3 separate regions of the Homo sapiens genome follow, and regions 2 and 3 are each linked to region 1. Evidence: read pairs that join two places in POLR2A ChIA-PET (ENCODE). Cell type or tissue: GM12878. All regions are shown on one strand.

What was found. Peaks named below come from ENCODE experiments on the same cell type or tissue, not always from the same donor. Only the 100,000 strongest peaks of a DNase experiment are listed, where the experiment ranks them.
Region 2: POLR2A ChIA-PET joins it to region 1 with 5 read pairs; 1 of 35 experiments calls an interaction of 5 or more read pairs at or near these places.
Region 3: POLR2A ChIA-PET joins it to region 1 with 10 read pairs; 1 of 35 experiments calls an interaction of 5 or more read pairs at or near these places.

Annotation. Positions count from the first base shown.
Region 1 is chr22:41,602,134-41,606,133 of GRCh38, reverse strand. It overlaps DESI1 (desumoylating isopeptidase 1), which reads left to right. Exons shown (of 6, transcript NM_015704.3): 4 at 1,981-2,090; 5 at 2,753-2,875. Among named protein-coding and RNA genes, the nearest start is that of PMM1, 14 kb to the right of the region's middle. In GM12878, no CTCF peak of the experiment used is centred here; a DNase peak (open chromatin) is centred at 2,023.
Region 2 is chr22:41,095,489-41,099,488 of GRCh38, reverse strand. The region is part of intron 1 of EP300 (EP300 lysine acetyltransferase); the gene reads right to left. Among named protein-coding and RNA genes, the nearest start is that of EP300, 4.9 kb to the right of the region's middle. In GM12878, no CTCF peak of the experiment used is centred here; no DNase peak of the experiment used is centred here; H3K4me3 peaks cover 1,755 bases.
Region 3 is chr22:41,855,743-41,859,742 of GRCh38, reverse strand. All of the region lies in intron 1 of SREBF2 (sterol regulatory element binding transcription factor 2), which reads right to left. Among named protein-coding and RNA genes, the nearest start is that of SREBF2-AS1, 23 kb to the right of the region's middle. In GM12878, a CTCF peak has its summit at 1,946 (motif pointing right); DNase peaks (open chromatin) are centred at 412 and 1,964; H3K27ac peaks cover 1,149 bases.

The sequences.
Region 1 (4,000 bases):
GCATAAGCCAGAATTCTCCCATTGCTTTTGGAATAAAAGCCAGAAAACTCAGCATGGCCTCCCAGGACCTACCTGATCTGGTCTCTGACTCTGACTCTGGCCAGCCTCTTTTAGGTTGTTCCCTCCCAACCCTCACTCTCTTCTCATTCTTTGAACACACCGTAGACATTGAAACCTGCACTCTGACATCAGTACACCTTCTTGATCCTTCACCTGGTTACGCCTCTCCATCCTTCAGATTTGAGTTGTGTCACTTTCTCAGGCAAGTCTTCCCTGATCCCTCAGACCGGGAAGGTCTCCTGTCATACGTACTGTTGGCATTCTGTACTTTTCCAGCCTCCCCTTAATTGCAGCTCATAATTATATACTGGTTAAGGGGATTTTTCAGTTTCCCTTCCCTGCTACACTAAGCTTCTTAACGGCAAGAATCTCATCTATTTTGTCCACACCACAGCCCCAGTGCCTAGCATAAGGCCTGACACATAATAAGTTCTCAATCCATAGTTGTTATATGAGTGAATAAGAGGGGTCAAAGAGTGACCTTTTAGTTTCTTACAACTCTGAGATAATTGTTCTCTGCCTACCATGGTTATCTTGCTCACCATGCTTTCCTCAGTGCCCAGAACAATGTCAGCTATGTAGGAGGTGCTCAGTGGCTATGAATGAATGATCTTTTCAGGGAGCTCTGTTCTGGAGTGTTATCCCTTCCCAGATTTGTTCTCCTGCTGATCCCGTTGCTTCCCCAGTGGCTGGTTTCCCCACTCAACCTCAGTCTCTCCTTCAGTTTTCTCTGGCAGTCTGTTAACCACATGGCTGAGGGTTTTCTGTAGGCCTTTCGGGAGCCATTAACTCCCTTGCCCTATGATGGTGATAGGGCAAGGATTAGGCTCACAGATCCAAAAAGAACTGAATTATGGAAATATCTGCCAGCCTGCCAGATTTCTCACCGTCCTCGTTTTTCCATTATTACACGGGATATCAAGTATATCATAAGAAAAACTGGCTGCATACTTTATGCAAATAGGCATGGAGAGATGGCCTGTGAAGTGTGAGCCATTTCTGTTGTCCTGTTCTGTCCTCATGATGAGACATACTGGGGACAAAAGTAGACTTCAGATTCTGGGTTTCTCTTTCTCAGCTGAGTAAGTGGACAGCATCAGGAGTCAGAGCTGCAAGAGAATCAGCTTCCCAGGGCCCCCCCTCCCCTCTAGAAACAAGAAGTCCGACTCCTAACTATGCTGCCAGCACATGGCAATGAAAAGTGACCAGAAAGCTCTAAGCCAAGCTTGTCCAACCTGCAGCCTGTGGGCCATACGCAGCCCAGGACAGCTTTGAAAGTGGCCTGACGTGAATTTGTAAAGTTTCTTAAAACATGAGATTTTTTTATCTTTTTTTTTTTTTAAGCTCATCAGCTATCATTAGTGTTAGTGTATTTTGTGTGTGGCCCAAGACCATTCTTCTTCCAGTGTGCCTCAGGGAAGCCAAAGGATTGGACACCAATGCTTCTAAGCTATTGCATCCTTGATACAAATAGCAAATCACATTCTTCATCTGCCCAGGGTGCTCTGCAAGTTAAATATGAAGTCAGGCTGGGCGCAGTAGCTCACACCTGTGATCTCAGCACTTTGGAAGGCCGAGGTGGGTGGATCACTTAAGGTCAGGAGTTTGAGACCAGCCTGACCAACATGGTGAAACCCTGTATCTACTAAAAATACAAAAAATTATCTGGGCATGGTGGCAGGCACCTGTAATCTCAGCTACTTGGGAGGCTGAGGCAGGAGGATCACTTGAACCCGGGAGGCGGAGGTTGCAGTGAGCTGAGATTATACTCCAGCCTGGGTGACGAGAGAAACTCCGTCTAAAAAAAAAAAAAAAAAAAAAAAGTCAGAACAGAGTGTTTGTGGTCTACTGTGGGAAGCCACATTAAAACATTCAGTGGAGATGGTAACTTAATGACTTCCTTTGGGTTGGCTCTTTTAGGGAGGGACATTGCTTGGGCCTCCAGACTCTGTGGTTGATGTGGGGAGTACAGAAGTCACAGAAGAAATCTTTCTGGAGTACCTCTCCTCCCTGGGGGAGTCCCTGTTCCGGTGAGTGGAGACAGGGGTGGTGGTTAGTTGTGTCTGTCTCCCCAGCTAGATAATAACCCCTGGAGGCAGCTGCCATGTCATATCATCCTTATCACTCAGCACAAGGCCTGGCCCAGTTTTTTGCTGAATTAACATGAAGAAAAGGCAGTTATGCTACAAAAAGCTCTAAGTTGTTCTGATACAGATATTCCTTCAAACATACTTTCTGCCGAAATTTTTAGAGGAAATAAGGGCTTTTCATTCCTTCTGATTAAAATCGGCAAGCGCTGTTCTCAACCTGTATTGGCCAAGTTTGCAGAAGGAAAAACAGGGTTTGCAGAAGGGTTGGGATGAAATACAAACTTGAGCAGATTTTCTCTGAAAGAGGCTTTAGTCAGTTTCAGTAAGGGGGTAAACTCTTAACACCAGAGTTCTGCTTTCGTGAATGTAAAGATTCTCCTGAAACTGTGTAGGAGCCATGTCTTTTCAGTTTCTCCTTCCCTTAAAAATCAGTTATTAATGGCCAGAATGGCAAATAAGCAGTGCTTTTCTGGTGTATGAGACGGGGGAAATCGCAATCCTCACATTGAGCTGTGCTCACCATTCCACTGCCTAGCTTGAGTTATTCCACATAGACGCTTGCTGGTTTCTCATATATGTTCTGCAAACCTTTCAATGTACAGAGGTGAGGCCTACAACCTCTTTGAACACAATTGTAACACCTTCAGCAACGAAGTGGCACAGTTCCTGACTGGGCGGAAGATTCCTTCTTACATCACAGACCTGCCCTCTGAAGTTCTCTCCACGTAAGTGTGGCCTCTGTCCCTGCCCCTGCCTTGGCCAACCTTGAAAATCCCCATTCACGGTCAGTGCCCTTCCTCTGGCCCCCATCTGCCCTCCCAACCAGGTGGGCCTGCCCTGATGGCAGATTCTAACACAGAAGGCTGCCATTCTCTCCACCCACTGATGCGCACCTGTATTACCTCCACCTTCAGAGCTAGACCAGCTCTGCCCTGGCCTAAGTGCAACCACAGAACTTAGACACCCACTTGACACTGGCTTCAGTACTTGCACAAAATTCTGGCGTCTGTCCTTCCCATTGTGCTCGAAGCATGCCACTCCCCAGAAGCACCCAGTTAAAATGCAATGTTAGACAAGCAGAGAGGGGGTCAGAAAAATAGTAGGGGGGCTTGTTTTGTAGCTGTTGATTTGCCTTACACTGCACCATGAACTCTTTGACTCCCTCAACGACTATGTTCTACTTGCCCTCATGTATTACAGCACAGTCTTCAACAGATGTTTTCTTCAAGAACACTCTGCAGCCCGTTCTGTCCTGATGTGCCCCAAGCCTTGGAAGAGCCTTGCAGGCCATCATCCAGGCAGTATACCCCGAAAGGACACAACACCCCCAAAGCCATCTCACCTCCTCCCTCTTGTCGTTGATTGCATTCAGGCAGCCTCTGCTCATTCCAGGACCATGTCTATTTGCTTATTCTGACTCAGTTTCTCCTGAACTATGGCCTTATTTAACAGAGATCCTGGCAGGTTTCGCAGGCCCAGCAAGGTGGGCTGTTTTTTATATCTGAGGAAGCACCTCCCAGGAAGAGCTTGCATAGGAAACAAGACTGCTGTGGCAGGCTGGTGAGGAGCCCCAGTCCGCCAGCCCTGGCCCTGCCTTCCTATCATTCGATGAGTTTGCAGTCCCACAGCTCTGCTGAGGGATCTAGGTTATGGGGCCCTGAGCAAACTGGAGTAGCCAGAATGTGCTTGCTGTTATTATTTTATGGGTGGAGTTCCTGGAATTGTCTGAATTAGGTTTGATATTTCTAGGTTTCATCTGTCTATACTTTGGAGTACTTCATTCCTTTAAACTTGGAGATGATTTTCAAAAATGGCAGTATCCACTGAAGAAAAAGCCAGTGACTTAAAAG
Region 2 (4,000 bases), 510 kb after region 1:
TTAAATTTGTGTGTGGAAGACACGGACAGAAACGTGTTCTGACTGATGACAATTATATTCACTACTATACAGGGTTTCAGGTATCCACTGGAGATCTTGGAATGTATCCCGCAAGGATAAGGGGGGACTACTGTATATCCACGAAAAACAAAAACAGGCCGGGCGCGGTGGCTCATGCCTGTAATCCCAACATTTTGGGAGGCCGAGGTGGGTGGATCACGAGGTCAGGACTCCCTGTCTCTACTAAAAATACAAAAATTAGCCGGGCATGGTGCTGCGCAGCTGTAGTCCTAGCTACTCCGGAGGCTGAGCAGGAGAATCGCTTGAAGCCGGGAGACGGAGGTTGTCATAGGCCGAGATCACGCCACTGTACTCCAGCTTGGGCAACAGAGCAAGACTTCGTTGCAAATCAAAAAAACAAAAACAACCCCCAAACCATCTACCACTGCTTTCCTTCTGATATATTTAGCAGTAAAGTTAAAAACAGTTAACAATGAACACATACTACACAGAAGCAAGCATAGTCCTAAGCATCTGATAAAGAGAATTCTCATTTATTCCTAACCACAATCCTGTAAGGTGGGTAAGTAAGGTGGATTCCTATAAGGTGCGCACCCACCTTACAGGGCTGTGGTTAGGAATAAATGTGAGGAGGTTGAGCCAGGTTAAGTATTTGGCCCAAAGTTCACAGTTAATAAATACAAGCCTGGGCTATGAACTCTAGCAGTCTGACTCCAATACTCATTCTCTTAGCTACTCTCTTACTCTTTTCAGTACTTTTAGTTTTACTCTCTCTCTCTCAACAAAATTACTTCTAGGGCCAGGTGCTATGGCTCACGCCTGTAATCCCAGCACTTTGGGAGGCTGAGGTGGGCGGATCACGAGGTCAGTGTATGGAGACCATCCTTGCTAACACGGTGAAACCCCGTCTCTACTAAAAATACAAAAAATTAGCCGGGTGTGGTGGCGGGCGCCTGTAGTCCCAGCTACTCGGGAGGCTGAGGCAGGAGAATGGCTTGAACCCGGGAGGCGGAGCTTGCAGTGACCCGAGATCGCGCCACTGCACTCCAGCCTGGGCGACAGAGCGAGACTCCGTCTCAAAAAAAACAATCACTTCTAATTGCTTTGGGACATTTATAAAAAAGAATCTAGATCTAAAAACAAATTATATCCAAATTGCTCAGAAGAGGCTTAACACCTCAATTATTATTTATCCTCTTAAGCGCTTCTGGGAAAGTGAGCAGTAATTTCCCATGAAAATTTCAAAATGAAACTACCGTCTATTAAGCGAAAAAAAATCACCTGCGAAGTTCAATGTTAAAAAATTTTTTAGCAGGGAGGGGAGAGGGATAGCATTAGGAGATATACCTAATGCTAAATGACGAGTTAATGGGTGCAGCACACCAACATGGCACATGTATACATATGTGACAAACCTGCACGTTGTGCACATGTATCCTAAAACTTAAAAGTATTAAAAAAAAAAAAAATTTTTAGCTGGGCGCGGTGGCTCACGCCTGTAATCCCAGCACTTTGGGAGGCAGAGATGGGAGGTTCACAAGGTCAGGAGATCGAGACCATCATGGCCAACATGGTGAAACCCCGTCTCTACTAAAAATACAAAAAATTAGCTGGGCATGGTGGCAGGCGCCTGTAGTCCCAGCTACAAAGCGAGACTCTGCCTCAAAAAAAAAAGAAAAATTTTAGACTTGGTATAATTGGTTTCATTTGCCCATTAATTTTACTGCTTGCCTCACTTAAAAAAATATTCAACTTTAGAAATCTTCAAAGAAGGAAACCCTAAAATCTGGACAAACATAAAACTAGCATCTTTTACTTTTCCATTAATTGCTGGGTATATGAATTGGCAGAATAACTCTCAAATTGTTTTTGTAAATATACCAGGAAAAAGTATTTTACACTCCCACTTGTATCTGCAACACTCTTCCTACTCTTTTTCTCTTTCCTATTTACCACTTAATGTCCCTACAAATACCACTTTGCATTAATTTTCAACTGTTTCCATTTTTTTGTTTTTATTAAATAAAGAAGAGAGAGAAAAGCAAAGAAAAACACAAAATAATGCCAAAAGGCCACCAAGGCAGAAACCCTTTCCTCCCTCCTCCCTATTATCCATTCACTGGACATGCCAATACAATTCCAACCTCTGCTATAGAAGATGAACTCCTGCTGGAATAAGACCCCCATATTGTAACGCATTCAAGATTTACAACTTAAAAGTCACTTTATCTCACTATCAACCAGAGACAACCTTCTTGAAGTCCTATAAATGAACTTACAAGGCCTTGAGAATAATTGCCAGAAAAACTTAAAGCACTTTAGTAAAATGTTTTGCAATTTAATACTGAGGAGAGAAATGCCTCACTAAATCAGGAGCTATATCTGCAAGACTCCAGAAGCAAACTCTTATGTAAACATTCAAGCCAAAATAAAATAAAACATAGCATATCACAAGTTACAGAGCTGGAAAATAAATGGTCTTGATCAAAATGTTTTGGTTAGGATGACGAACCACTAACACAATGGCATTTTAAGAAAATAGAGCTGACAGCCGGGCATGGTGGCTCACGCCTGTATTCCCAGCACTTTGGGAGGCTGAGGCGGGTGGATCACCTGAGGTCAGGAGTTCGAGACCAGCCTGGCCAAAATGGTGAAATACTGTCTCCACTAAAAAATACAAAACTTAGCTGGGCATGGTTGTGGACACCTGCAATCCCAGCTACTGAGGAGGGTGAAGCAGAGAATCGCTTGAACCTGGGAGGTTGAGATTGCAGTGAGCCAAGATCGAGCTACTGCACTCCAGCCTGGGCAACGAGAGCAAACCTCTGTCTCAAAAAAAAAAAAAAAAAAAAAAAGTAGAGCTGACATTTTAAAAAGCCTTACCACTTCTCCACTGTGTACATTAATCTACTGGTCAAAAAGCAGGTATACTTTACACACTATCTGCCCTGTGTCTTTGAAATGGGGGAAAAACTCAAAAAACAAAAAAGCACAAAACCCAGGGCCACAAAACTGTACCAAGACCAGAAGGATCTTTACCCTACTTAATTATATGCCAGATCCTAAAATCCTATCTTTCCAGGTGCTTTTTAAGTGCATACGGCATTAAGCGTTTACCAAGCAGTGACAAAACGTGTTCACTGAGTAATGAAGACAACAGATGACCCTCATCATTTCCATCACTCAAGATGATCAGAAACAGCTCCAAAAGATATTTCCAGGATTTGCCTAACATTAACTTTTCCAGTCTTTTGGTCATTTTTACAAAAAAAGTTTACAAGTGGCTTTCATAATCTTTTTTTTTTGGAGGGAGAGGGAGAACAAAATGTCATTTCTCAAATGATTTGTTTTACCCTAACCATACCAAATGAAATAAAAATTTCAATGGATCAAATGCAAATACTGAAACAGGAACATAAAGGTGTGAAGGCTACAAATAAGTCTTCTCTTCCCCATCCCAACACGTAAAAGTTGAGTTTAACCTAAGTTATTTGAATCAACCTGGAAATTTTTTAGGAGAATATCTGAGTATTAAACAGCAATTCAGAGGTTGAGATTTAAGTAATAATTTGATTTGTAACACTTTAGCATGTCATCCCATTGGATTCCAGTTTTCTTTCCTTTAAAGCTGACATTAGAACGCTCTTGGTGGATATATTTACATCACGAAATTTGCAAGCCTAAATCACTTTTTTTAAAAAAGTTTTAGGTGCTAGAATTTCGGGCTTATTTCAACCAGTTCTAGACAAAAACCATAATATCAAGAAATAATTTTCTTTCACATTTATAAAATACCCAAGTGACAACTCAAAAATCAAAAGTTACAAGTTTGAAACTTAAAAGTTTTAAGAGGTGATGTGCCTCCAATAAAAGTTACCTGCAAACATATTACAAACTGCAGAATGTCAAAAAAAAAAAATTCAAGATATAATGGTACCTCTGGCCGGGCGGCTCATACCTGTAACCCCAGCACTTCGGG
Region 3 (4,000 bases), 250 kb before region 1:
TTTTTCTCAACTGTACATTGTGGCTAACAATTACAGCTAACTCACGGATTGATGAGATAACTCATGTGGAATCTATGGCACCATGCCTGGCACTTAGTATTAGCTAGTACACATTATTCATAGTGGGTTTTTTTTTTTTGACACTTTTGCTTTAACTCTTACTTTGAAAATGTGAATTTGTTCAAATGCATCAGATACATCCAGAAACAATCTGAGCATAATATAAATTTTGCATTTGCTTATGCATGAGAAAAACACTAGGAAGTGCAGAAAACCATATTCGGCTGAAATGAGCCATGCAGGAATGCACAAAATGTGCACACACATACACAGGCACCTTAAACATCTACCAGCTTCATCAGGTCACTGCATGTGTTATGAATCACATTCATCACATTGATGTCAGAACTTTCCATTGGACTTCAGACAGCCCTCCTTCCACCACTTCCTGATAACTCCCAAGCTGTAACCTAATGACACTTACTTCCCACAAGCAAACCTCAGGTGTTTTTCAAGCCAAAGTGCCTTTTCATTGTGGTATTTATATATTTCTTAGTTTTTCTGGTCTATAAAACTGTGTGACTGTTTTATTAGGTCCCCCCACTTTTTTTTTTTTTTTTGAGACGGAGTCTTGCTCTGTCGCCCAGGCTGGAGTGCAGTGGCGGGATCTCGGCTCACTGCAACCTCCACCTCCTGGGTTCAAGCACTTCTCCTGCCTCAGCCTCCTGAGTAGCTGGGATTACAGGCGCCCGCCACCACGCCCAGTAGAGACGGGGTTTCACCATGTTGGTCAGGCTGGTCTCGAACCCCTGACCTCGTGATCCACCCGCCTCAGCCTTCCAAAGTGCTGGGATTACAGGTGTGAGCCACTGTGCCCGGCAGGTCCCTATCTTTTTTAAAAAATAAATCTTTTCCTTTTTTTGGTCACCTATGAGATTTTTTATTGTTGTGATCCTTAACCCTCCATTTCACAGTAAGTTCTGGGTTTCTGTTTTAGAGACAGGGTCTTACTCTGTCACCCAGGCTGGAGTGCAGTGATGTGATCATAGCTCACTGTGGCCTCTACCTCCTGGGCTTAAGGGATCCTCCACTGCAGCCTCTTGGGTAGCTGGGAGTACAGGCACACACCACCATGTCCAGATAATTTTTATTTTTTATTTGTAAGAGAGACTGGGTCTTGCTTTGTTGCCCAGGCTGGTCTTGAACTCCCTGCCTCATGCGATCCTCCCACCTTAGCCTCCTGATTACAAGCATGAGCCAACATGCCCACTCCGTGTTTTTTACTGCATGATTTCGCATGGCATGATTTTTAGAAATGCACATGATGAACTATAGCAGAACTGACTATACACCATTTTTACATTGTATAGTGAAATTACATGGCTTCTGTGTAACGCTTAAGAAAAACCCTCATCCTCAAGATCAGAGGAATAGTCACCTAAACTTTCTTCATTTGTACTTTTCGTTCATTTTATCTTTCATATTAGAGCTGCCCAACAAGTACAAGAACATGGAAATAATAATGGTGTGTGATGTGTGTAGGCCACTGAAAATGAGATGGACCACACCAGTGAGGGAGGTAAATGCAAAATCTAATTCCCAACAAGTATCCTGATTGAATGTACAGAACTGTTTCATCATAATGATCCTATCTCCCCACCCACAATGTTTTTTTCTAATAATTATTTAAAAAACCAAATGTAGACTAGTAACAAACCTGAAGATCAATATGAGATAACCATTTCTCCATTCTACTATTTGTGATCATCACTGCTTTCTCCAGGACCTAAAACATCAGTTACCCACACTCTAGTCACCCAGAGGAGCAGCTGAGGAACTGGGCTCTTTCAACCACATCCTTCAACTGAGAAGCCCTAAAATGCAAGCAATAATATAGGGAACAAAGGGAAGGTTTTAACAGGCAAACCGCTATCTAAAAATCACTCCACTCAAACACCAGGGGGCACATCAGAGCACAGGGACGGTATCATGTCCTTCAAGGGGTTTCTGGGTCACCTTCCTGCGAAGAGTCTGGAGGAGGTGTTGAATGACACAGGATGGCAAGCTGGTGACTCAAGCATCCTATATTTTAAGCAACAGATGAGTGAACTCTTTTACTGGCAAAGAAACCACAAAGAAAAATTGGGTGGAGAGGTGCGGATTCTCAAATGCTTGTTTTGTAATACACACAAAGGTGTCATATATTCCTTTGCATATACCGAATATTACATAATAAAATAAAACAATTCAGAATGAGAAGAAAAAGGAATCATGAAGGAAACCCAAAGGAATTCTCAAATGGTCTTCTGGTCTTCTCTGTCTAGTGCTCTCTCTCCCCGCCTCTCATGGCAGCCCTGGAGGGACTCAGCTCTGCAGGAAAAAGCAGTGGAAGTCCAGGCTTTTCTGGCCCACTATAGCAGGGGACCTGAGCCAGCTCTCATAGTTTGAACAGGAGAGGGATCTGCAGCTCCACTTTCCATTGCTCTTTCTTTTTCCTCCTGCCTTAAGTTCACTCAAGTCTCCTTCCTTAGCATCATGGATTTACCTCTTCACTCCCGTCCACACTCTGCCTTAATTTCAACCATAGCCTCCTACCCAGTGACGAACATCTTCTTTGAGTATCTTGTTCATCCAACAGCCTTTTAAATCAAATCAAATTCTTTTTTTTTTTTTTTTGAGACAGAGTCTTGCTCTGTTGCCCAGGCTGGAGTGCAGTGGCATGATCTCAGCTCACTGCAACTTCTGTCTCCCAGGTTCAAGCAACTCTCCTGTCTCAGCCTCCCATGTAGCCGGGATTACAGCCGCCTGCCACCACGCCCAGCTAATTTTTGTATTTTTAGTAGAGACTTCGTGTTGGCCAGGCTGGTCTTGAACTCCTGACCTTAGGTGATCCACCTGCCTCAGCCTCCCAAAGTGCTGGGATTATAGGCATAAGCCACCGTGCCCGGCCCTTAATCAAATCAAATTCTTTAACACAAGCTTCCAAGCTTCCTATGAACTGCTCCCTTCTGTTCCAAAGGTTTTCACTTCCCACCCACTTTAGTTCATCATCCACCCTGGAAAAGTACTCACTCCCTCTTCTGCACATGCCTTTGAGGGGTGGGGTAGGGCAATCTTTCTTTGAATGTAAGTGCCATGTCTTCTCTTTTCTACTTGTGACCACCCTCTTCCTTTCTCCAAACTCTGAATTTCACAATTCTACTTCAAAACTATTTAAAATTACTTTTACCAGGGACTCTTTTCCACCTCAGATGATCTAGTCATCTTTTAGTTCTTGAACTCAATTGTGATTTATTTTGTTAAAGAAAATTATTGGCCAGGTGTGGTGGCACATGCCTGTAATCCCAGCACTTTGAGAGGCTGAGGTGGCCAGATCGCTCAAGTTCAGGAGTTTGAGACCAGCTTGGGCAACATAGCGAGACTCCATCTCTACAAAAAATACAAACTTTAGCAGGGGGCATGGTGGCACGCACCTGTAGGCCCAGCTACTCGGCAGGCTGAGGTGGGAGGATTGCTTAAGCCTGGGAGGTGAAGGTTGCAGTGAGCAGAGTTTGTGCCACTGTACTCCAACCTGGGTGACAGACCAAGACCATGTCTCAAGAAAACAGGAAAGAAAAATTAACTAAAACTTGGAAATAAGACCAAAAAAAAACGTTATATGCCTCTTTAAAGTTATACTAAAATTCCAGTTACTCAGGAGGCTAAGGCAGGAGGATCACTTAAGGCCAGGAGTTTGAGGCTGCAGTGAGGCATGATCATGCTACTGCATTCCAGCCTGGACAAAATAGTGAGACCCCATCTCTCTAAAAAATAAAAAAACTTGGTCAGGCCTCGTGGCACATGCCTGTAGTCCCAGCTACTTGGGAGGCTGAGGTGGGAGGATCACTTGAGGCCAGAGTTCAAGGCTGCAGTGAGCCACGACTGTACCACTGTACTCAAGCCTGGAACAACAGAGCAAGACCCCTGACTCAAAAAAAAAAAAAAAAAGTTATACTACAGC